Linked DNA regions of Homo sapiens: regions 2 and 3 are each linked to region 1. A link is a loop called in an ENCODE intact Hi-C map of the cell type or tissue named here. Cell type or tissue: OCI-LY7. All regions are shown on one strand.

Evidence for each region. Peaks named below come from ENCODE experiments on the same cell type or tissue, not always from the same donor. Only the 100,000 strongest peaks of a DNase experiment are listed, where the experiment ranks them.
Region 2: a loop joins it to region 1, with 8 times the contacts of the local background. A loop is called at or near these places in 7 of 110 quality-filtered maps.
Region 3: it touches region 1 in a loop (15-fold over the local background); 23 of 110 quality-filtered maps call a loop at or near these places.

The regions. Positions count from the first base shown.
Region 1 is chr13:41,648,920-41,656,919 of GRCh38, reverse strand. All of the region lies in intron 37 of VWA8 (von Willebrand factor A domain containing 8), which reads left to right. Among named protein-coding and RNA genes, the nearest start is that of MIR5006, 85 kb to the right of the region's middle. In OCI-LY7, CTCF peaks have their summits at 3,748, 3,961, 6,879 and 7,080 (motif pointing left); DNase peaks (open chromatin) are centred at 2,269, 3,979, 4,809, 7,069 and 1 weaker place; H3K4me3 peaks cover 718 bases; H3K27ac peaks cover 2,946 bases.
Region 2 is chr13:41,499,236-41,507,235 of GRCh38, reverse strand. No RefSeq gene overlaps it. Among named protein-coding and RNA genes, the nearest start is that of RGCC, 46 kb to the right of the region's middle. In OCI-LY7, a CTCF peak has its summit at 4,412; DNase peaks (open chromatin) are centred at 3,645, 4,375, 4,965, 6,525 and 1 weaker place; H3K4me3 peaks cover 4,375 bases; H3K27ac peaks cover 5,930 bases.
Region 3 is chr13:41,382,107-41,390,106 of GRCh38, reverse strand. It overlaps the pseudogene TUBBP2. Among named protein-coding and RNA genes, the nearest start is that of RGCC, 71 kb to the left of the region's middle. In OCI-LY7, a CTCF peak has its summit at 4,787 (motif pointing left); a DNase peak (open chromatin) is centred at 4,786.

The DNA.
Region 1 (8,000 bases):
GGGAGCACCCCAGAAGAAATGCTGGATGAACAACACGCATGACCATGTGATTTTTATTTTTATTTTTATTTTTTAGTGGTTTTGACAGCAAGAGCCAGCTCCTTCCAAGTGATAGCTAATGATCTTTCCTCTAAGTTAGGACTTCTTGGAGTCCGGGACTTCAGATTTACTTGAATTGTCAGATTTATTGTTTTGCACTCAACAAGACAATCATGAAGCATGATCCTTACCTAATATATGGTAATTAGGCCAATGGTGATATAGTATCCATTAATTTTATCTTCCATTTAATTCCTTGGATGAATAGCTCAGAAATATATACTTGGTTTTCTAATTATACAGAGAGCAGAAATAAATACTCTCTAGTCCAGTCTAATTCATATGAGACTTTCCAGTTGCTGGGGTTCTGAATGAAATTCGTCAAGTCTTCCTTGACAGTGTTCTGGTAGCATAACAGTGGGAATCCCCTTACCCCCCAAGAAAAAGAGCTCACTCATATTGGATAATTTTTATTATTTTTTTCTTCGGGATGTTTGTTTTAAGAGGGGAATACAAAGCTGTTGAAGGGCCTACATTTCACGTTGCTGGTGAGGGCTGAATAATCCTTTCCATAAAGAACATCTGTAGAACCCTCGTAGGAAAATCTGAAACTTAAATAGGTTTTGCACAAGCCAAAGAGGAAAGTGCTGCATTTGATTGTAAGTCATCATTCCCTCAACTGCTCTGCCTTCATATTTACATATAAGTCATTACTCAGAAAGAGAAAAATCTGACACAATATCGGAAACAAGTTCATGTGTTCCAGTCTGCTTCGGGTTACTCTCAACAATCTGTAAGGACTATTTCACAGCAGTAAATAGTCGCCATTATTGTAATTATGACTCCCTTAGTCTTAAAATAACAATGTTTCTTCTTTTGTAGCCCATAATTATTTCGAAGTTTAAAAATCAGATGTACATCTCTTTTGTGCCTCTGGTTTGATGGTAGGGAAGGCCTCTGACTGCTTTCAAGATAAAACAGGAACATACTTTAAGATTCTGAATATAGCTCCTTCTCACCTAAGCCCAGCTCAAGAAATATTTAGATAGATAGATAGACTATACAAATGTATTTTCAATACTTATTTATATAATATGGCTTCTCTAAAATTGCAATAGCATTTCCTTTACAGGACAGGTCTTGATTCTTCAACCTCTGAGGAAGATATCACTAATATCTTCTAATCTTTGGCGAGTTTAAAAGGAGCATATGTTCACCAAGGGCACTTGCTGATAAAAATAATAGGAAAAAAAACTCATTCCATCACCAGAGTCTTAAATCCAAACTCTATAATTTCTGTCCCCAGATATAATGTAACCATTTTTTCATAAAATATAATTACATTGTTAAAACCTTTTACTTTCTCTCTCTCTCTCTCTCTCTCTCTCTCTGTCTCTCTGTATGTGTGGATATATATTATATATCTACATTATTTTTCGTGAACCACTTAAATGTGAGTTGTAGACATGATGCCCCATTACCTCTAAATACTGGCTGGGCGTGGTGGCTCACGCCTGTAATTCCAGCACTTTGGGAGGCTGAAGTGGGCGGATCAACTGACGTCAGGAGTTTGAGACCAGCCTGGCCAACATGGCGAAACCCCATCTCTCCTAAAATATAAAAATTAGCTGAGCATGGTAGCACATGCCTGTAATCCCAGCTACTAGAGAGGCTGAGGCAGGAGAATTGCTTGAACCCAGGGGGCGGAGGTTGCAGTGAGCCAAGAGCATGCCGCTGCACTCCATCTTGGGCCACGAGCGAGACTCTGTCTCAAAAAAAAAAAAAAAAAATTTCAGTTTTTCCTCACAAGAGCATTCTCCTAACGTAACCAACAACACAGACCTCAAAATCAGGAAGTTAACATTGATATAGCATTAATGTGTAACCCACAGACCTTATTCAAATTTCAGATGTCTCAATAACATCCTTTATAGAAAAAGGAAGCAATTGCAGATCATGTATTACATTTACTTTACATGTCTCTTTGGTGTCTTTCAATCTGAACAGTTCCTCATCTTTCCTTGACTTTCATGACCTTGACATTTTTGAAGACTTATAGGCCAGTGATTTTGTAGAACATCCCTCAGTCTGGGTTCATCTGATGTTTTCTGTTTTTAGATCCAGCTTACGCATCATTGGCAGGAACATCACAATAATGCTGTGTTCTCAATGTGTCCTGTTAGATCAGGAGTCCCCAGTGCCCCAGGCCCACACAGCAAGAAGTGAGGAGCTGGCAGGTGATCATCATCACCAGAGTGCTGTCTCCTGTCAGACCAGCAGCTCGCCAGCAGCAGTAGATTCTCACAGGAGCGTGAACCCTCTTGTGTGAACTGTGCATGCGAGGAATGTAAATTGTGTCCTCCTTATGAGAATCTAATGCCTGATGATCTGACGTGGAACAGTTTTATCCTGAAACCATTCCCTCTACCCTGTCCCTGGAAAAATTGTTCCACGAAACCAGGTCCTGGGGCCAAAAATGTTGGGGACTGCTCTACTAGGTGACACATGATGTCAATTTGTCCCATTGCTGGTGATGTTAACTTTGAACATTTGGTTAGGGTGATGTCTCCACTGTGACATTACTATTTTTTCCTTTATAATGTGTTTTGTGGGCATATATTTGAAGATGATGTGAATCTTGTTTCATCAAACTTTCATCCATTAATTTTATCATCTGTTCATGATTCTTGCTTGAATCAGTTATTATCACTATAGTTGCAAAGTGGTGATTTTTCTGATTCCAGTATTCCTTTGACATTTATTAGTTGGCATTCTAAGGTAACAGAGTGTGTTCTCTTCTCCCTTTGTGTGTGTGTTTGTTTTTATGAGTCAATTTTTGTTTTTGTTGCAATTGCTTTTGGGGACCTAGTCATAAATTCTTTGCCAAGGCTGATGTCCAGAATGGTATTTCCTAGTTTTCTTCTAGGTTGTTATAGTTTTAGGTCTTAGATTTAAGTCTTTAATCCATTTTGAGTTTATTTCTGTATGTAGTAAAAGGAAGAGGTCCAGTTTCAATCTTCTGCATACGGCCAGCTACTTATCCCAGCACCACTTATTGAGTAGAGTTCTTTCCCCATTGCTTGTTTTTGTTGACTTTGTCGAGAATCATATGGCTATAGGTGGGCAACTTTGTTTCTGGGTTCTCTATTCTGTTCCATTGGTCTATGTGTCTGTTTTTGTACCAGTATGGTGCTGTTTTGGTTACTGTAGCCTTGTAGTATAGTTTGAAGTTGGATAATTTGATGCCTCCAGCTTTGTTCTTTTTACTTAGGATTGCTTTGGCTATTCAGGCTCTTTTTTTGGTTCCATATGAATTGTAAAATAGTTTTTTCTAATTCTATGAAGAATGCCAATGGTAGTTTGATAGGAATAGTATTGAATCTATAAATTGCTTTGGGCAGTGTGGCCATTTTAACAATACTGATTCTTCCTATCCATGAGCATAGAATGTTTTTCTATTTGTCTGCGTTATCTCTGATTTCTTTCAGCAGTATTTTGTAGTTCTGTAATTTGTAGAAATCTTTTATCTCGCTGATTAGCTGTATTCTTAGGTATTTTATTCTGTTTGTGGCTATTGTGAATGGGATTGTGTTCTTGATTTGGCCTTCAGCTTGGACGTTACTGGTATATAGAAATACTACTGATTTTTTTACATTAATTTATAACAGGCAGTTTTATTGTGAACAAGCCCTAAGGAAAACATCCATTATAATCTATCAATCTCATTAAAGATTTGGTCAGAGATAGACAAGTAATCTTTGCTCTGTGCAATGGCTAGGACCTAAAATAATGTAATTATAGTGAATTTGTATTATGTTATTTGACATCTATCTATCTTGTTACATTTAACCATTAACTTTAAATAGCTCCAGATTTTTCTTGTTTGTTTGACTGGAATTATTATTTCCACTGACCACAGGAGGGTGTCGGTGAGCTTAGAACAGGAGTATTTCAAATAAATACTGGAACTTCAACAACTAATGACAAATTCTTGTCATTTCACTATATTTGGAAGTTGTAATATAAAAGCATCGTCACTAGGCTAGCCAGAAATCTTGAGTCAATGTCCTTTCTATCAGAAGATCTTTTGGCTATCAAATGAAAGGCTTTTATGAAAGAATTCAGAAATTTTAGTGAGGTATTGTAGCACAGAGAAATTTCCTCTGACTAAAAATTAAGAAACCCAAATCCTCTTTCTGGTTCCATCACTAGTTGGTTTTAAGTAGTCATTTCACCTCTCTGGGCCTTAATTTCTTTTTTTTTATAAAATAAGGTAGATTGTAAGCTCATCCTTCAGGTCCTTCCACAAAAGGCAACAATGAATACAGGGTCTAAAACTAAAAGATACACATCAAAGAACTTCTCCATTGTAGTGATTCTTCTTTTAATTAACTGCTGAGTATGTGCTAGCTGCTTCTGATACATTCTCTCACATGATCATTACAACCACCATTTCAGGTGTATATATTATTGCTCCCATTCTGAGGTTGGGAGTAAGTAATTTGTCCAGGCTCACTCTGCTAACAAAGAACAAAGCTGAGATTTCAGCCTAGGTTTATCTAACTCAGAAGCCCGTGTTTGTATGCCTCTTCCCCATGTGGCTTCCCTAGGACCAAAAGATTAGTTTTAATGGAAGTTGTGCCCTTAGAGAAGAAAACAGATGTCTCTGCTTAGTAGAATTTAGACTAAATGCTTATAGGTGCCAGACAGGCAATGTGGATGGGGACACAGGCCAGGAGGGTCTCAGGTGAACAGGAAGTTGTGCCCCATATAGGAAGGCAGTCACTACCTAGCTGTTGCCATGTGAGAATCTGGCCCCAATTTGGCCTTATCCTCCCATTTTCAAGAGAAGACCAAAATCTAGATTTTTAAGTGAAATCTCATTAATTTGAAATTTTAGCAGCAAATTCAGAATGTTTCACACTGGGAGTAATGACAGTACACACATTTGTGGGATGGCAGGACCTGCTGATATCTCTTTTCTCACACCAGGGTGGAGCAGGATTGAGAAATGAAGCCCCATTCTCTTCCAGGCTTTCCTGTGTTGCTAAATTTGCTTACAAGCTCTAGAAGAGTCCCTTAGGTTCCCTAAGCAATTAAAACAGGGACTGGCAAATTGCACCACCTTTTTCTGTAGGCCCACAAACTAAGATTTTTTTGGAAAAAAAACTTTAACAGTTGGAAAAAATCAGTTGATAAAAATAATTATATTTCATGGCATATGAAAATTTTATGAAATTCAAATTTTGGTGTCCATAAAGTTTTATTGAAACACAGCTACACTCATTCATTTATGTATTGTCTGTGTCTGCTTTTGCACTACAAAGGCACAGTTGAGTAGTTGCAACAAAGACCATATGGCCTGTAAAGCCTAAAATATTTACTACGTGGCTTTTTATAGAAAAGTTTGCCAACTCCTGGTTTGGAATACAAAAGCCAAAAAGATGGGCAGTCTACCTCTGCTTTCTACACTATTATATTCTCACTCTAAGATAATTTTTTTAAATGGAATCTCCTGAAATCAGAGGGAAGGAAAGGGGGAAAATAAAGGAGATACTGTCCAAAGCAATTTACAGATACAATGCTATTCCTGTCAAACTACCAATGTCATTTTTCACAAAATTAGGAAAAGCTATTTTACAATTTGTATGGAACCAAAAGAGAGCCTCAATAGTCAAAGCAATCCTCAATCCTTTCCCCATTGCTTTTTTTTTTGTTGGCTTTGTCAAAGATCAGATGGCTGTAGGTGTGTGGCTTTGTTTCTGGCTTCTCTCACATGTTCCATTGGTCTATGTATCTGTTTTTGTACCAGTACCATGTTGTTTTGGTTTCTGTTTATATTTATTACGCATTTTATGAGTGACAAAGCAAAATCCTCTGGTTGTAAGAATGAGAAGAATGAAGCTAAAGCAGTGTCCACACACCCCTTAAATATGCCTTATCAGACCCCACACCTTCACTCACATTGGCCCCTGCCTGGAATGCCCATACACACTCCTGTGTCTCTTCCTTTAAGGCTGCATGCCAATGTCTCCCTAAGCCCTCCTTGGATGCAGCCTGTCTACCCTCAGCAAAACACATCCCTCCCTCCTCGGCATCCCTATGCCTTGATCATGCTGTGATCTCTGACTTTGACATGTGTCAGAAGGGCAAGTTCCCCCAGAGCAGAGTGTATGTCCCACTTAGGCTGGCACCCCCAGCACCCACCTAGGAGCCTGACACCTGGTCAGATTTCAATAAATTCTTGATGAATCAGTAAATCAGTAAATGGATGTACAATTAATTTGGCTATTTAAAGCTTTTACGAGGTCCCTCAGAGGGATGATAAAACTGGAGAATCCTTTGGAGTTTTCCAGGCTGAGCCTTTTGTATCTGTAAATGAGCTCACTCTTCACTAGTGACTATTGCCTAGGTTGGCAAAGAATCAAATAGGGATCAATCCCACCCTGGTTCATGTTTCTACGCTTGTTAGTTTGTGGCTATGGAATAAACACCTCTGAGCCAGGTAGCCAAAACCAAGTTTGATTCCAAGTTCTATCCAGTGATCTTAGGCTATCATTTAACCTCTCTGAAGCTCCATTTCCCCATCTGTAAAATAGAACTGACTATAGCAGCTACCTCACAGGATTGTTGTAAAACCCAAATGAGATAACATGTTCAAGCATTTTGTGAACTGTAAAGTAGTATATAAGTATACAATATTATTATTTATGATAATAAATCTGTACAATAATAGAAAGATTATAGATTTCTCCTATTATCTATTATAGATTAAAGATTATATGGTGAACTAATTTTAAAATTTATAAAGAGCTACCGAATTAACTTTAAAATTTAGAAAACTTGTTGAGTATGTATAATGACCCTTTGAAGGGGAGGGGCTAATACTAGGTTCATAACTTAACGTAAATTACAATGAACAATCCAAGGAATTAGATTATTTCCCGTCCCAGCCAGCTTTGTAAAGGCACAACACGTGTTGCAGTGATCACTTAAATTTGTACCTAACTTGTGCAAGCTACCCCTGGTGGTGGAATGCTGCCCTTCTCAGAGTGAGGCTGAATGTGGGCCTAAAGTATCCAGCATATTTTCTTCCAACTCTGAAATTCTGTGGCTTAGGTCTTGTTACTAGAAGTGAATTCTGTTTCACCATTACCAGATATTATAAAGTTAGAGGTGCATTTCAGTAGAAAAAAATAACATTCTCCCCTCACCCCCCAGCAATAAACCTTTGGAAATGAAAAAACAATCAACTTGTGATGAATACTAACAGTACTAAACAAAAATGATCAATACTCAAAATACTAATGGAAAAATCTACTCTAATCAAAATGATTCACAAAGAAACACGAAGTAAAACTACCTCACCAGAAATACAGATAATATTATTATCTGCCTGACTATAATTCATATATTATTCATCTAATACAGCAAATAAACCTATTTATTCCTTTGCATTTTACTATAGGACATATTCTTGTCATTAAATAATTACTAGTGTTCATTTTACAATTATTAAAACTAGGAGGTTTGTAAAGAGTAAAACTTTAAAGTAGGAAAAGTTAAATATTTATTTTAGCTAACTGATATCTCATAATTCCTTTTGGTTTAAAATATTAATATTCCTTTTTTGTAATCATAATGAAATCTGTTTAAAGAAATCTACTGCCCTATGTTTTTGTTGTTGTTATTGTTGTTGAGACAGAGTGTCCCCCATCACCCAGGCTGGACTGCAGTGGCGCAATCTCAGCTCACTGCAACTCCGCCTCCCGGGTTCAAGTGATTCTCGTGCCTCAGCCTCCCAAGTAGCTGGGATTACAGGCACCCCCCCACCACGCCCAGCTACTTTTTGGATTTTTAGTAGAGACGAGGTTTCACCATGTTGGCCAAGCTGGTATCGAACTCCTGGCCTCATGTGATCCACCCGCCTTGGCCTCCCAAAATGCTGGGATTACAGGCAT
Region 2 (8,000 bases), 150 kb after region 1:
GTGGGATATGATTGAACCATGGGGGCGGGTCTTTCCCATGCTGTTCTCATGAGAGTGAATGGGTCTCATGAGATCTGATGGTTTTAAAAATGGGAATTTCTCTGCACAAGCTCTCTCTTTGCTTGCTGCCATCCACATAATATGTGACTTGCTCCTCCTTGCCTTCTGCCATGATTGTGAGGCCTCCCCAGCCATGTGAAACTGTAAGTCCAATAAACCTCTTTCTTTTGTAAATTGCCCAGTCTCCCAGTCTTGGGTATGTTTTTATCAGAAGCATGAAAACAGACTAACACACACATATATATGTGTGTGTGTGTGTGTGTGTGTGTGTGTGTGTGTTCCTTTTATACATTTAGTAATCTGTTCTAAGATAACAATAAAAACTAACAGGCCAGGGCCAGGTGCAGTGGCTCAAACCTCGAATCCCAGCACATTGGGAGCTAAGATGGGAGGAGCTTGAGCTCGGGAGTTTGAGACCAGCTTGGGCAACATAGTGAGACCTCATCTTTACTAAAAATAGATATAAAAAATTAGCCAAGCTTGGTGGTGCAGACTTGTAGTCCCAGCTACTAGGAAGGCTGAGGTGGAAGGATCACTTGAGCCTGGGAGGTCAAGGATACAGTGAGCTGTGATTGCACCACTGCACTCCAGCCTGGGTGACAGAACAAGAACTTGTCTTAAAAATAAATAAGTAACAAAAATGTGTGTAAAAATGCTTATTTAAGCATTATTTACCCTTGTGAAAAATTGAAAATAACTAAATTCCTAACATTAGGGAATTGGTAACACAAATAACAGGAAAACCATCTCCGAAATAGTATCATTCCTTGAAACTAATGTTTACAAAGAGTCTTTAACAACATGAAAGAATTCTTCAGATATAATGCTATGCATTTTTTAAAAGGCAGGATAAAAGGCATTTTTTTGTAAACTCAGAAAATTTCAAATGCCAATCGTAATCATCTTTGGGTAGTAGAATTGTAGATTGTTTTCATTTTCTTTATTATTTTCTGTACTTTCCAAAATGTGTATGTATTTTTGTCATAGTCAGAACAAAAATACTATGTGTAAAAATACAGTCCTTCCTGGAAGCAGGAGAATGGGCATCATTCTTTCTAGTCTCGTGGTTCACATAGAGCCTCCATGGTCTTCATTTCAGATTGCACAAATTCCAGGCAGATCCAAAAATTCTCTCCCAAGCAGCCTCAGTTTATCTCATCAGAGCTGAACATTCTACAGTTTTGACCTAAAGATAAAATGGAAGCATTCATTTTACAACAAACTTTTCAAAGCGTAAGAACAGATTCTTATTCCAGGTTGATTAGCATTTCCTAAATCCTCTTTCTTTCTTTCTAGACTTGCTGCAGCCCTCCCCAGGATTTGGAGATGGCCTCCTGGACTTAGGAGCATCTAGATTCCAGCAGATACCCTAACCAAAGTTTGGGAAATACTTTTACTTATAAATTCAGCAAAGAGAACATTGGAGTGCGTCAAAAGGAACTTTAACTAATTTATCAGTCAGCCATAGCAACATAACATACAACCACAAAATCTCAGTGACACATCCTAACAAGCATGCATTTTGCTCATGCATCTGTTTATTGGCTGGAGGGCCATCTGATACAGGCTGAGCTTGGCTGAATAGCTCTAAGCTGCAAATTGAGATCAGATCTTATCCACACATCCCTTATTCTCCTTGGACCAGTGGGCAAGCTTGGCATGTTTTTCTCATGATGGTGGCAAAGGCCTGAAAAAATAAGCCTAACCATGCAAACACATATTAAGTCCTGCTCACATATCTGTTAACAGCCCATTGACCAAGCCAGTCACAGGGTGAGCCCAAAGCTGAGGAACAAGTAAGATCTGCCTCTAGTGGGTGGAACTGCCAAGTCACATGGGTAGAGGTGTGAACACGGGAAAGAGTGAAGAATCAGGGCCAATAAATCAATCTATCACAACCAATAAGGAAGGAAAAACAAATCAAAATGCAAACATGGAAGGTGAAAGTTAATTTACCAAGAGCAGATTCCTCAGCCAAAATCTTTTTTTTTTTTTTTAATTTCCATAGGTTATTGGGGAACAGGTAGTTTTTGGTTACACGAGTGAGTTCTTTAGTGGTGATTTGTGAGATTTTATGCATCCATCTCCCAATGCAGTATACACTGCACCTTATTTGTAGTCTTTTATCCCTCATTCCCCTTCCCATCCTTTTCCCCTGAGTCCCCAAAGTCCCATGTGTCATTCTTATGCCTTTGTATTCTCATAGCTTATCTCACACTTATGAGTGAGAACATTTTTCCATTCCTGAGTGGCTTCACTTAGAATAATAGTCTCCAATCCCATCCAGGTCACTGCAAATGCCATTAACTCATTCCTTTTTATGGCTGAGTAGTATTCCATTGTATATATATACCACAGGTTCTTTATCCACTTGTTGATTGATGGGCATTTGGGTTGGTTCCATGTTTTTGCAATTATGAATTGTGCTGCTATAAACATGTGTGCAAGTATCTTTTTCATATAATGACTTCTTTTCTTCTGGGTAGATACCCAGTAGTAAGATTGTTGGATCAAATTGTAGTTCTACTTTTAGTTCTTTAAGAAATGTCCACACTGTTTTCCATAGTGGTTCAACCAAAATCTAATGGACAGCTCCTGTTCCTAGTTACCTTCTCAACAGCTCTGTTGCAACCCAGCCCCCAGATCCCCAGAACTTCAAGCATTTCTTCTACCCATCTCCTCCAGAGGAGAGACTGCAGCCGGAGATCACCTTGATAGGTTATCAGATAATGGACATCATCCTAGGGAGAAGATGGAATCCTTGGCTTTACTCTACAGAGGAACACCAGAGGCTGGCACCTCTCCCAGCCTTCTAACCCAGTCCAGAAAGGGCCTTGATATGATTTGGCTGTGTCCCCACCCAAATCTCATCTTGAATTGTAGCTCCCATAATCCCCACGTGTCATGGGAGGGATCTGGTGGGAAGTAATTGAATCATGGGGGAGGGTTTTTCCCATGCTGTTCTCATGATAGTGAATAAGTCTCACGAGAGCTGATGGTTTTTTAAAAGGCAATTTCCCTACACATGCTCTCTTGCCTGCCACTATGTAAGGTGTGCCTTTGCTCCTCCTTTGCCTTCCGCCATGATTGTGAGGCCTCCTTAGCCATGTGAAACTGTGAGCCCATTAAACCTCTTTTTCTTTATAAATTACCTAGTCTCAGGTATTTCTTCACAGCAGTATGAAAATGGACTAATACAGGCCTCAAGGCCATCGGTCTGCCTGCACCCCTAAGCCCATTTGTAGTGATAAGGAAACAGGTCTGGAGGGTCATCTCTCCAATCTTTCCTGGAGGCAGAAGCCTCAACTACATGTTGTTAGGTTCCTTCTAAATGGGAGACTGGTGGATTCTATCATCACTGAAGGGGCCACCATTCATCTGAAACACAAAAAAGAGCATTCACTAATTGCCTTAGAATATGCTAAATACAGCCTAAAAGCAACTTACTTCTCCTCCTCTTCCTCCCCTTCCTCTTCATCCTCCTTTTCAAGCCATCTGCGAAGCAGACCTGAACCTTCAACAAAGGCCCTGAACCAAACCAGCCATACTGCTGGGGGCCCAGGGATGCACCAGAGTAATGATTTGCATTCCAACTTTATACTTGTGTCACTCATAAAAGTCAGGTGTTCCACCTGCTGAGAAACACGGGGGTTCAGAGTGCAGATCTTTGGAGTCTGATAGACCTGGAAGCCTGTCTTCCAATTTTTACTTACCAAGTGACCTTAGACAAATGGATTAACTCCTCAGGTTCCTCCTTGGTAAAATAGGGACAACAATAGTAGCTACCTCCTAGGACAGTTGCGTGGATATTGTGAGATAAAATCTCAAAGTGCTTAGGACAGTGCCTGCCACATCGTAATGCTCAATAAAGTTTGGCTATAATGATGAGGGGCCGTGGCAGGAGGATTGCTTGAGTCCAAGAGTTCGAGGCTGCAATGAGTTATGATTGCACCACTGCAATCCAGCCTGGGTGACACAGCGAGACCCTGTCTCTAAAAAAAAATGATAAAAGAATAATAATAGTAACGACAACTTGATGGGAAAACTATTATCTCCAAGCTGGAAGATACCCAATCCTTGTGAACTCTAAGGAGCAGGCACCCTGCATCACACGTCTCATGTCTACAGAATTTAAAACGCTTAAAAGACTGGACTCACCTTGAAGATGGAAGGACGGTGTTTGGGTCAGTTTGGAGTTATCCACTCCAGGGTACTCAAACGTTATAATAAAGATTTTTGTGGTCTGAGCAGGAATATGCAAAATCGCAGGTGTTGGTGGCCCGTGAACTTAAATGCGAAACCACAATCACCTAGCGATAAGCCAGGAACACCTGTTGGTATCTGTTAGATGCCACCACGTGGTGCAAAGCAGCTCTTTCCTTCTGCATCCTTGGTTGAATCAACTTAAAATCTTTCATGCAACTGAATAAGATGCTAGTTGCCATCACAACTCCACCTTAAATTGTGCCTTCTTTTGGTACATTCAATGTGTTTCCAATATATTTCCAAAGCCCCTTGGTTGCATTTGATAAGGATGTGTTGACTGTTTATACTGTGGCAGATGTTTTGGGCATGTAAAAGACAGAAAGAAAGAATGAAAATAGGCATTTTTTGAGTTCCTGCTAGGATAAACAACCTTATGGTTATTTATAACGCCCTTGCTCTACTTTGTTTAAGGGTGGATTCAGAGAAAGTTAATTTGTGTAACTAGGATTAAGGGGGTAAAATGGAAATACTGATGCTTTGTATATGAAAAAAGGAGGGAGAGACCCAAAAGAGGGGGTCCCACACTGGGCAGAGGCAACTTCCTGAAGAGGCATGAGGCCGAGATGAACAGGTGGGACCAGGGAAGGGGAGGGGAGGAGGGAATAAAGAGGAGGCAAAGAGGCTGTGAGGAGAGAATTTGAGCAGAGCAGAGCCAATTAAGGTGAGAGTGGGGACGCTGTGCTCTCGAGTGAGATGTAACCCCCTCCCGTGTCTCCACCTGGGATCTTCTTTTCCTGCTCAGCAAGTTGAACATGCGCAATGTGCAGAGATGAGCTTCAAGGAGAGAACAGCAGGCCTGGGGCACAGGCCATGTTTTCATTTACCTAGAGCTCTGCTATCACAGGGTTTGAGAGCTCATTTCCAAAACTCTGGTGTAGAAAATATGTCTCGGCCTGCAGACAGTTACATGAGTAAATTGTATATGTTTAGGTGAGGAGACTTGGGAACTGGTGGGAGGGGGTCATTACTATAAAAGGCAGAAACCCCATTTCTCTCCCCTTCCCAAAAATCCATGCTTCCTCTCGTTTGACTGGATCTGCTGAGGGTACCTTGAGAATTTTTTTTTTGAGACAGGGTGTCACTGTGTTGCCCAGGCTGGAGTACAGTGATGCCATCATGGCTCACTGCAGCCTCGACCTCCTGAGTTCAAGGAATTCTCTCATCTCAGCCTTCCCAGTAGCTGGGCTACAGATGTGCACTACCACATCTGGCTAATGTTTGTATTTTTGTATTTTCTGGTAGAGACAGGGTTTTGCCATGTTGCTCAGGCCAGTCTTGAACTCCTGAGCTCAAGCAATCTGCCAGCCTCGACCTCCCAAAGTGCTGGGATTAGAGACGTGAGCCACCGCACCGGGCTTGGGAATATTTTTGACAGGTGGAAAATTTTTCAGGGTTGACTTAGCAGACCCTCACACAAAAGGCACCAAAGCAGGAAGCAAGTAAAAGTTCACATCCTCTTTTCTGCTCCAGAAAAGATGAACTATGTCTGACTACCTGATGGAAAAATCCTTTCATTTTTAATTGTATGAGGGAAACACTAACTGCCTTCAGAAAGGAACTCAACACTTCAGTGGCCCAAGACAATAGGAGTTGGATCCTCATCCTCCATCAGCCTGATGTGGTGCTCCTGGTGAGCATATGGGTGGCTTCCATGTGGTGATTCAGGCACTCAGGCTCCTGCCATCCTGCAGACCTGCCATTCCTAGTGCCTCAAAGTCCCCTGCACCCAAACTGCAGAATAGAAGAGAGAGTATGGCAAAAACCCACCCACTTCTTAAAAGCCCAATCCCAGAAGTGACACACATCTCTCTACTTCCATCCCACTAACAAGAATTCATGACGTGGTCACATCCAGATAGAAAGAAGGCTGGAAAATAGAAACCTTATTCCTGTTGGGATAGCAACAATTCCACACTGTGGAAAGGGAAGCTTAAATTTTTGGTAAACAGTTGGGTGCATAACATGTATGCCTGTTAATACATACTTTTATTTCTTTTTACCTATTTCACTTCTCTCCAACAAGAGTTCCACAAGAGCAGGGATTTTGTTTTGTTCACTGGAGAATTCCCTGTTAGTGGTGATGCCTGAACTGAGCTTTGAAGGAGTTATCCAGGTGCAGAGGCTGGAGAGAGGCAGGCCATGCAGAGGGGGTGGATGGCAGGAAGTGTCGGGTGTGGTATGTTCTGAGTGTTGCAGTCATCTGCTCTGGCAAGACAGGAGTGGAGTCTGGGCCAGGGCGTGGCAGGCTCTGAATGGGCAGGGCCCTGGCCTCACAGTAAGGCGTTGAAATGGATCCTTAAACACCATAAGATACCCAGAAACTCCACTCCTAGTTAGTTACACAAAACAAACGAAAACGTAGGCCCCCACAAAAACCTGTACACAAGTGTTCATGGCAGAACTATTCATAATCACCAAAAAGCAGAAACAACCAAAATGTTCATCAGCTGATGAATGGATAAACAAAATGTGGCATAGCAACACCATCAAATGCCAATTAGCCATGAAAAGGAATAAAATACGGATACATGTTATAGCCCAGACCAGCCTTGAAAACATTGTGCTAAATGAAAGAAACCAGACACAAAAGACTGCATATTGTGTGATTCCACTAATATAAAATATGCAGAATAAGCAAACCCGTAGAGGGAGAAGTAGATTCGTGGTTGTCTGGGGCTGGGGGGAAGGCAGATTGGGGAGTGAGTGCTAATGGATGAAGGGTTTCTTTTTTGACGTGGTGAAAACGTGGAGTTAGCTAGTGATGACGATTATACAACCAAGTGACTACACTAAAGACAACAGAATTGTATACTTTTCTTTTTGAGACAGGGTCTCTCTCTCTCTGTCACCCAGGCTGGAGTACAGTGGTGTGATCTCAGCTTACAATGGCCTAGACTCCCAAGTTCATGCCATCCTCCCACCTCAGCCACCTGAGTAGCTGGGACTACATGCGTGCATGACCACGCCCGGCTAACTTTTGTATTTTTTGTAGAGACGGGGTTTCCCCATGTTGCCAAGGCTGGTCTCGAATTCCTGGACTCACGCAATCCACCCACCTAGGCTTCCCAAAGTGCTGGGATTACAGGCGTGAGCCACCATACCCGGCCTGAATTGTACTTTTCAAGAGTGGACTCTGTGATATTTGAATTATATATTAATGAAGATATTCAGTGAAGCTGTTGTTTTAAAATCTATCTTTAAGCCCATGGGAAAGCATGGAATGGTTTTAAGCAGGTGATGGTGAGGCCATCAGGTGTCACACTGGTGGTGATGTCATCAGCGGATTCAGCAGTGAGAAGAACAGAGACTGGTGACCCAGGTGAGACTTAACCCGGAGCTGAGCTAAGGCAGGGGTGGCTGGGATGGAGAGAACACGTGGACTTGAGACAGGACAGGAAGGTGGAAGCAAGGGGAGATGGTGATGGACTTGGTGACAGCTCCACATTTTTACCAATGGGGCTGAGCTGGGCTAGTGAGTAGCTGGGGGAGGGGAAATCTCCTAGAGTTAATGCTGGGTCAAAGGTGGAAAAAACAGAGAAGGCACAGAACCAGCTTGGCCGCTCTCCCTGTAAAACCCCATCTACCAAGCTGGCCAAGCAAAACCTGCATAGGACATAAGAAGTGCCAGGCCTGCTTCCTGTCCAATTGTGTGCAGCTGAGGAGTCGCTGGGTCA
Region 3 (8,000 bases), 270 kb after region 1:
GAGGCTGCAGTGAGCCGCGATCGTGCCGCTGCACTCTGGCCTGGGCTACAGGAGTGAGATCCTGTCTAAAAAAGAAAGAAAGAAAGAAAAATTATGAAATGTTACCTAAAGCCATTGAATTTTTATCTTTATCTTTTTATATACACATTCACAATTTTTTTTTAGAGATGGAGGTCTTGCTATGTTGCCCATGCTGGCCTTGAACTCTTGAGATCAAGGCTTCCTCCCACCTCAGTTTCCTGAATAGCTGGGACTACAGGTACACACCACCGCACCCAGCTTAAACATTCATGATTTTTCATATGCTTTTTGAGGTTTAGTCTGGCTCTTTGGTCTTTGGTTCAGGAAACACTGTCAGGGGCCTTTGGGGCTGTGGGAGGACCCATCTGGAGCCTCTGATTGCAACATCCAGCCCATAAACAAATTGCTTTTAAGATGCAATTGCCTCCTTGGGCTCAGAAGGTTCTAACCAGCTACCTTTCAAATAAATAAATAAATAAAAATTTTAAAAAAGAGGCTCAAATCCTTACTAAACTAAGGATAACAGCTCCTAAGTACAGAATGCTGCCAGATGGACTACAATCAGACCAAATTCTAACTGCATCACCCAGGAGACACAGTGGATAAATGACTTGCCCAAAGTTATCCAACTTGAAGGGCAGCACCAAACCCATCTTACTCCAAAACCTGTGTTCTTTCCTCCATGCCCTAGTCTCAGATCATGTGCTGGGAAGAGATTCAAGAACTAGGAAGATGCTGCTTTCAAATACAGCAGTGAATGGTCTCCCTTGATCCTCCTGCTACTAACCCCCAACCCAACACAGCCTCTTCACCCTCTGCAAGCTCTTCATCTCCTATCTTGTCACCTCCCAGAGAAGAGAGTCTCAGTCCCAGCTGCACATTAGAACCCCGGAGGAGCTTTTAAAAACAAACTACACCCAGGTCCCACCCTGGTCAGATCAATTGAATCAGAATATCTGGAGGGAGAGTCCTGAGCATGATGTATATTTTTTAACTCACTTCAAGAGATTAGAATGTGCAGCCAGCATGGAGAATCACTGTCCCAGAGCCAAACACTGGTTCTCTGCCAGGGCCACACTGGTTTTTAAAAGAAATGTCATTGCCCAGCTTCTATCCCAGGCCAAGTAAATCCAAACCTCTGATCATCATCTTTTAGAGTATTTCTCTCTACAGTTTAATGTAGGGTGTTGGTAGAATTGCTAGACTTTGTAAACCTGTTTTCTTTAGTTGGCTTATGGAATATAGTTAGACCATTACTACACACTGATAATTAAGAAAAAAAATAATCTCTGTGAAGGGCCCGGTTATGGGTTTCTTAAACTCCCGGAGATGTTCTCACAGCGTTCAGTTTCCTTCTGGGTATTAGAGCACTAGAGGCCTCAGAGGTCCCAGGAGAGGGGCTAGCCACAGAGTTCCTATTGTCTAAAAAAATAATAATAACTCAAGGCACAATGGAAATCCACCTTGATCTGTAGAATCCATTAGGATCCCAAGTCCTTGTAGGATGCCAGAGCCCTGGCAAGGTGAGGTGGAGATACAAAAAGAATAATAACAATGATGATGGCAATTGAAGTGCTTTACATACGTTTAGTCCTCACTGCAGTCCTATGAAGAAGGTATACCAGTGCCCTATTTTGTAGATAAGGAAACTGAGGCATAGAGATGTTAGAGGCGTTTGAACCAGAGTGACTCTATCTTGAGCAGGGGCTGGGTAAAATAAAGCTGAGACCTGCTGGGCTGCATTCCCAGCCAGTTTGGCATTCTGAGTGACAGGATGAGATTGGAGGTTGGCACAAGGTACAAGTCATAAAGACCTTGCTGATAAAACAGGTTGCAGTAAAGAAACCAGCTAAGACCCACCAAAACTAAGATGGTGACGAGACTGACCTCTGGTCATCCTCACTGCTACACTCCCACCAGCACCATGACAATTTACAAATGCCATGGCAACATCAGGAAGTTACCCTATATAGTCTGAAAAGGGGAGGCATGAATAATTCACCCCTTGTTTAGCATATAATCAAGAAATAACTATAAAAATGGGCAACCAGGAGCTCTCAGGGCTGCTCTATCTATGGAGTAGCCATTCCCTATTTCTTTACTTTCTTAATAAACTTGCTTTCACTTTACTCTGTGGACTTTCCTCAAATTCTTTCTTGTGGAAGATCCAAGAACCCTCTCTTGGGGTCTGGATCCGGAACCCTTTCCAGTAACAGAGAGATTCACTAACATGCCAAAGATAACACCTCTGTTAAGTGGCAGAAAAGGAATCCAAAGCCAGGCAGTGTCGCTCACCCTGGCTCAAGGAGCTTACAGTCCAGTCACAGTGATAAGACATGAATCCAGATAACGCCCCAGCAAGTTAGTGTGCCAGAAATGAGGTATATAAGTGCTGTAAGGTAGCTCAACACATATGTGAAGCAGATTAACTCCATCAGAGGCAGCAGACCAGCCTTAAAGGTTTAATGCAGTGGTCCTCAATCTCTGCTCCTGGAGGGTCTGGGAAGGTTTTCAGCTAGATACAAACGTTTGCCAATGAAATGGAATAATGGCAGCCTTACTCTATTGGTGGGAAATAAGCAACTAATGATGTTTTTTTCCATTTCAACTTTTTCTGCCGCAAAATATTCCTGAAGCTTTTATTCCTGCTACAATGTATGTGCTCATAAATGAGGGGAGAAAAAAGTACAAATTAATATTACTGGAAGTCACCAACAGACAATCTTGCTTAGTTCTCTTATTTTGTTTGTTGTCAATGGTTGCCATTTCACATTATGTAGATAAGGTAGTTATCATTTTTTCTTTTTTAAAAAAATTCTTTTTTATTTCCCTGTTTGGAAAATACAGTTATCATTTCTGCTAACAAAATGACTCCTCTTGTAAGTAGAGATAAACAGATCAGAATCTTATGATGCTCTCAAAGTATACTCTGACTCCAGGTGCCTCTCCCCAACTCAGGTGAGACCCTCACCAAAGTGGTACAACATGCTCCTAATTAAACCTCTCCCCCAGCTGTGATGATGGAGGAAGATAAGAGTGGCTAAGAACTCACCGAATGAGTTACTCAGCTATCCTGGCAAACTGGCGGATGATCATCACTTTTGGGAGAGGCTGGGTCAGGTTCACATGACTCTCAGATCCCCCAGCGACTGAAGCTGAGGATGGGCAGTTGTGCTGAGACACATTCCTCAGAACCTGCAGACAGATAGATGCCTTGCAGCAAAGCCAAGAGGTAGACCTGGGGATGCAAGGGGGAACTCAGAACCCCCATGTGCAGGATAACTGTTGGAAGCTAAATTCGCATGTACAGGGTTGCCATATTCTTCTATGTGGAACAAGTCACACTGCTGCATTAAAAAGCTTGGTTCACTTTTGTCCCATATTCAAAACTCCCATTGTCTAAACACAGCAGCCCAGGATGAGGGCTGAGTTGACTAAACGGTGCACAGAACCATGATTGGTCATCCTACTCCTTCAATTAGGAGATGGCTGCTCAGGCATAACTCTTGGAGATTGTGATTTTGTGAAATATAAATAGTCGTTCTTTGTTCCGTTTCCTGGCACACAGTTCCCAAAACTCTTGAAATCTCTAAAGTGTTGTGTCAATGTCTTCTTTATGCTAATGAGACATCTGGTGGGCGGGGAACGCTGGTTACCAGCCACATGATTAGAGGGGTGGAACTTTCAGCCAGCCTCCACCTCCAGGGATCTGGGAGGACTGAAGGTTGAGTTAATCACTAATGCCAAGGATGTGATCAATCATGCCTAGTAAAGAAGCCTCCATAAAAACCTAAAATGACAGGGTTTGGAGAGCTCTCAGGTTGCTGAACACTTGGAAGTGTTGAGCGAGGCACCCGGAGATGACAGGGAAACTCATGCCCCTTCCCACACAATTCACTCTGTGCATCTCTTCATCTGTGTCTTTTGTAATATCCTTTATGATAAATGGGAAATATAACTATTTCCCTGAGTTCTGTAAGCCATTCAAGCAAATGATGGAACCCAAAGAAGGAGTCATGGGAAGCCGTGATTTATAGCTGGTCGGTCAGAAGGAGCAGAGGCCTGGACTTGCGATCTGCATCTGAAGAGGGGATGGTCTTGTGGGACTGAGCCCTTCACCTGCGGGGTCGGATGCTGACTTCAGGTAAACAGTGTCAGGATTCAGTTGAATTGTAGGACACTCAGCTGGTGTTGGAGAATTGGTTCATGTGTGGAAAAGAGCTGCACATCTGGTCACAGGATTGTTCTGTCTTGAGGGCTCAGTGAACTGTGGCAGGGTGGGGACTTGTGGGGTAATCAAAATGGGTCTGACACAGTCTTTGACTCTCAGAGCCTTCTGGTTTGTGGGCCCAGAATCATGGGATGCTGTTACCTAGATAACCCTCCTCACGCTACAGGCGAGGAATAAGGGGCCAGGGAGGGTGTGACTTGCCTGCGACCAGTCCCCATTCTTTCCGCTCTTGTATCAGGGCCCTCTCCCACACAAAACTGCACTCAGACACATTGGCCAGGTCATGGGCTTTACACATAGCAAAGGCTGTATCTGGGATTTTTAACCTCTGCAGAAGGCAATGATCAGGATGTATTGGATCAGAAATCTATATATTATACAAGGAGGAAATACAGACACTTCCAACACACAGCAACAATCTCATTTCCCTGAGACAATTAAAACAACAACTCTGGTCAACATACGGTCCTTCTTTTCATTCTCAAGGAATCAGAAAAGTAAAATTTGAGTTGGAAAGCTTGCCCTCCAGTGGAGAAATAATGAACTAACCACGCACTTCAAAGTTTCAGAAAAACAATTACCATATGCTAACCAAGTGTTAACTGGAAAATAAAAAAAGTATAAATAAAAGCCTAGGAAAGAATATGAGTACCTGCTGTGAGCTTAGCCTGGACCCTGCCTTTAGAGAACCTCTTTTTGAGAACATGATGGCTGCCTGTGACCCCCGCCACGGCCGATACCTCACCGTGGCTGCTGTCTTCCATGGTCGGATATCCATGAAGGAGGTCGATGAGCAGATGCTTAACGTGCAGAACAAGAACAGCAGCTACTTTGTGGAATGGATCCCCAACAACGTCAAGACAGCTGTCTGTGACATCCCACCTCGTGGCCTCAAGATGGCAGTCACCTTCATTGGCAATAGCTCGGCCATCCAGGAGCTCTTCAAGCGCATCTTGGAGCAGTTCACTGCCATGTTCGGCAGGAAGGCCTTCCTCCACTGGTACACAGGCGAGGGCATGGACTAGATGGAGTTCACCGAGGCTGAGAGCAACGTGAACGACCTCGTCTCTGAGTATCAGAGTACCAGGATGCCACCGCAGAAGAGGAGGAGGATTTTGTTGAGGAGGCCGAAGACGAGGCCTATGACAGAGCCCCCATCACCTCAGGCTTTTCAGTTCCCTTAGCCATCTTACTCAACTGCCCCTTTCCTCTCCCTCAGAATTTGTGTTTGCTGCCTCTATCTTGTTTTTTGTTTTTTCTTCTGGGGAGGTCTAGAACAGTGCCTGGCACATAGTAGGCACTCAATAAATACTTGTTTGTTGAATGTCTCCTCTCTCTTTCCACTCTGGGAAACCTAGGTTTCTGCCATTCTGGGTGACCCTGTATTTCCTTCTGGTGCCCATTCCTTCCATCTGTCCAGTTAATATTTCTCTCTTAAAAATCTCCAAGAAGCTGGGTCTCATCCAGATGCCATTTAGAACCAACCAGGTGCTGAAAACCCATGTAGATAATGGCCACCATCCTAAGCCCAAAGTAGAAGATGGTAGAAGGCAGTGGGTAGAAGTCACTATATAAGGAAGGGGATGGGATTTTCCATTCTAAAAGTTTTGGAGAGGGAAATCCAGGCTATTAAAGTCACTAATTTCTAAGTATGTCCATTTCCCATCTCAGCTTCAAGAGAGGTGTCAGCAGTATTATCTCCACTTTCAATCTCCCTCTAAGCTCTACTCTTTGGAGGTGTCTGTCCCACTCTGTCAAGTGGAATCCTTTCCTTTCCAACTCTACCTCCCTCACTCGAGCTCCTTTCCCCTGATCAGAGAAAGGGATCAAGGAGTGGGGGAAAGAGTCCAGCCTTGGTCCCTAAGCCTCCAGAAATGTCCTCTTAATCCCCACTTTTTCTTACCCCCTAAAAAGAAGGAACATCCCTGACTGTGGAATGGTGTATACTGCCACATCAGTGTTTGAGTCAATCCTCAGAGGAGAGGGGAACCCTCCTCCATCTTTTTCACAACATCTCATTTCTTCCTTTTGCTGTTGCTTCCCCCCCCCCACACACTTGGTTTTGTTCTATCCTACATTTGAGATTTCTATTTTGTGTTGAACTTGCTGCTTTTTTTCATACTGAAAAGATGACATCGCCCCAAGAGCCAAAAATAAATGGGAATTGAAAAAAAAAAAAAAGAGAACCTCTTGTCGAGGAAACAAGACTTTAAACACACACAAGGCCAGGAAAATGAGTAAGACACGGCATGATTACTGAGCATCTGACAGAGAGGAAGGAACACTCAATTCAAAATTAGAAGGAGTGGGTTTGGATCCTGCTTTGTACTAAGAAACTGTGGCCCTGAGAGAAGCTTACATCCTATCAGCTGACTGTCATGGAAAATGGGGATGATAATATGACCTCTTTCACAGGGCAGTGGTGAAGGCAAATCAGAGATCAGAGAAAATACTTAGTGACTGTGAGTGTTCATCAATGACATTTATGAATATTTATTTTGCGCTGAGCTCTGTGATTTATACTCAAGACAGACATGGTTGGAGACCTTACAGAACTTACAATCAAGCTAAATAAGTGGTCATCACAGGGCACCCAAATAGCAGGCAACTGCTAGCCCACATATGTCCTTGCAAGATTTGAAAACAAACTGCAAAACGATGCCCTTTCTGAACATGCTTAAAATGCTCATGGAAAGAAACCAGTAGAGAGGCAGAGACAAATGGTACAGGATGTGATCAAGCCAAGTAAGTACCCTAAGACCTGAGGGAAAGAAATTCAGAACACAGGGAAAATTACCCTTTTGGGGAAGAAAAATGTGACAAGATGAAAGGAGGAAAAAATTCTGCAATCAGAAATAAGTTTATAGATTTAGTACAGGGAAGATTAAGAATTTGTATCTGATGGCTTCTATTTTTTGTTTAAATGGGAAGTGAGGTTATAATTTCCTTATCAATTACCCAGTCTGTGGTATTCCATTACAGCAACAGAAAACAGACTAAAACAGATGGAGATGAAAAGTATTGATACCAGGGAGATCAAGAAACTGAGAGGCCAGAGTGTTGAGTGGGTGCACCAAATAGATGCTGAAACCACCTGGAATTTCAGCACGATTGGAGAGAAGGGAAAGTCTGTGAGTCAGAGAAGTGTATAAATGACAGCAACAAAGAGATGTCAAGAGTACAGCCCAATAGCATTATCCTCAAAGGAGCATGGATTTGTTTGTACAATGTTGGAAGAGTGATGGGCTAGAAATGGTGGAGAGTGAAATGCTCTGAATGCTCTTTCCAGGGAGATGGTGAGAGAATAAACAGTCTCCACTTGAAAGGGCTGCATAATGGATAGAGATCCGTTACGATTTTCAGTTAAAATTAAAAGATAAGCGGAAATGGTGAAGGCAGAGAAAGAAGATGTATGGAACTGTGAAAACGTAGATTTAGTACAAGGAAGATTAAGAATTTGCATCTGGCAAAGCCATGCAGTTGAATATTTTTAGAGGGTAAATTGCAAAGAACACAAGGAAAGAGTATAGAGAGGGGCTGACCTAAGGAAGAGAAAACAACAGATGGGGATGAGAGGATGGGAGAGGAAAGAGAACCAGAGAGCGCTTACGCCTTGAGTGGAACTCAGAGATGGTCACAGGTCTGCCAGAAGTATGAGTCCCTACAGATCCCTGGTGGATTAGGAGTAGGGGGTGGAGGATAAGGGATAGGGGAGTAGTCCTGAATAAGCTACAGGGTAGGTTGATCA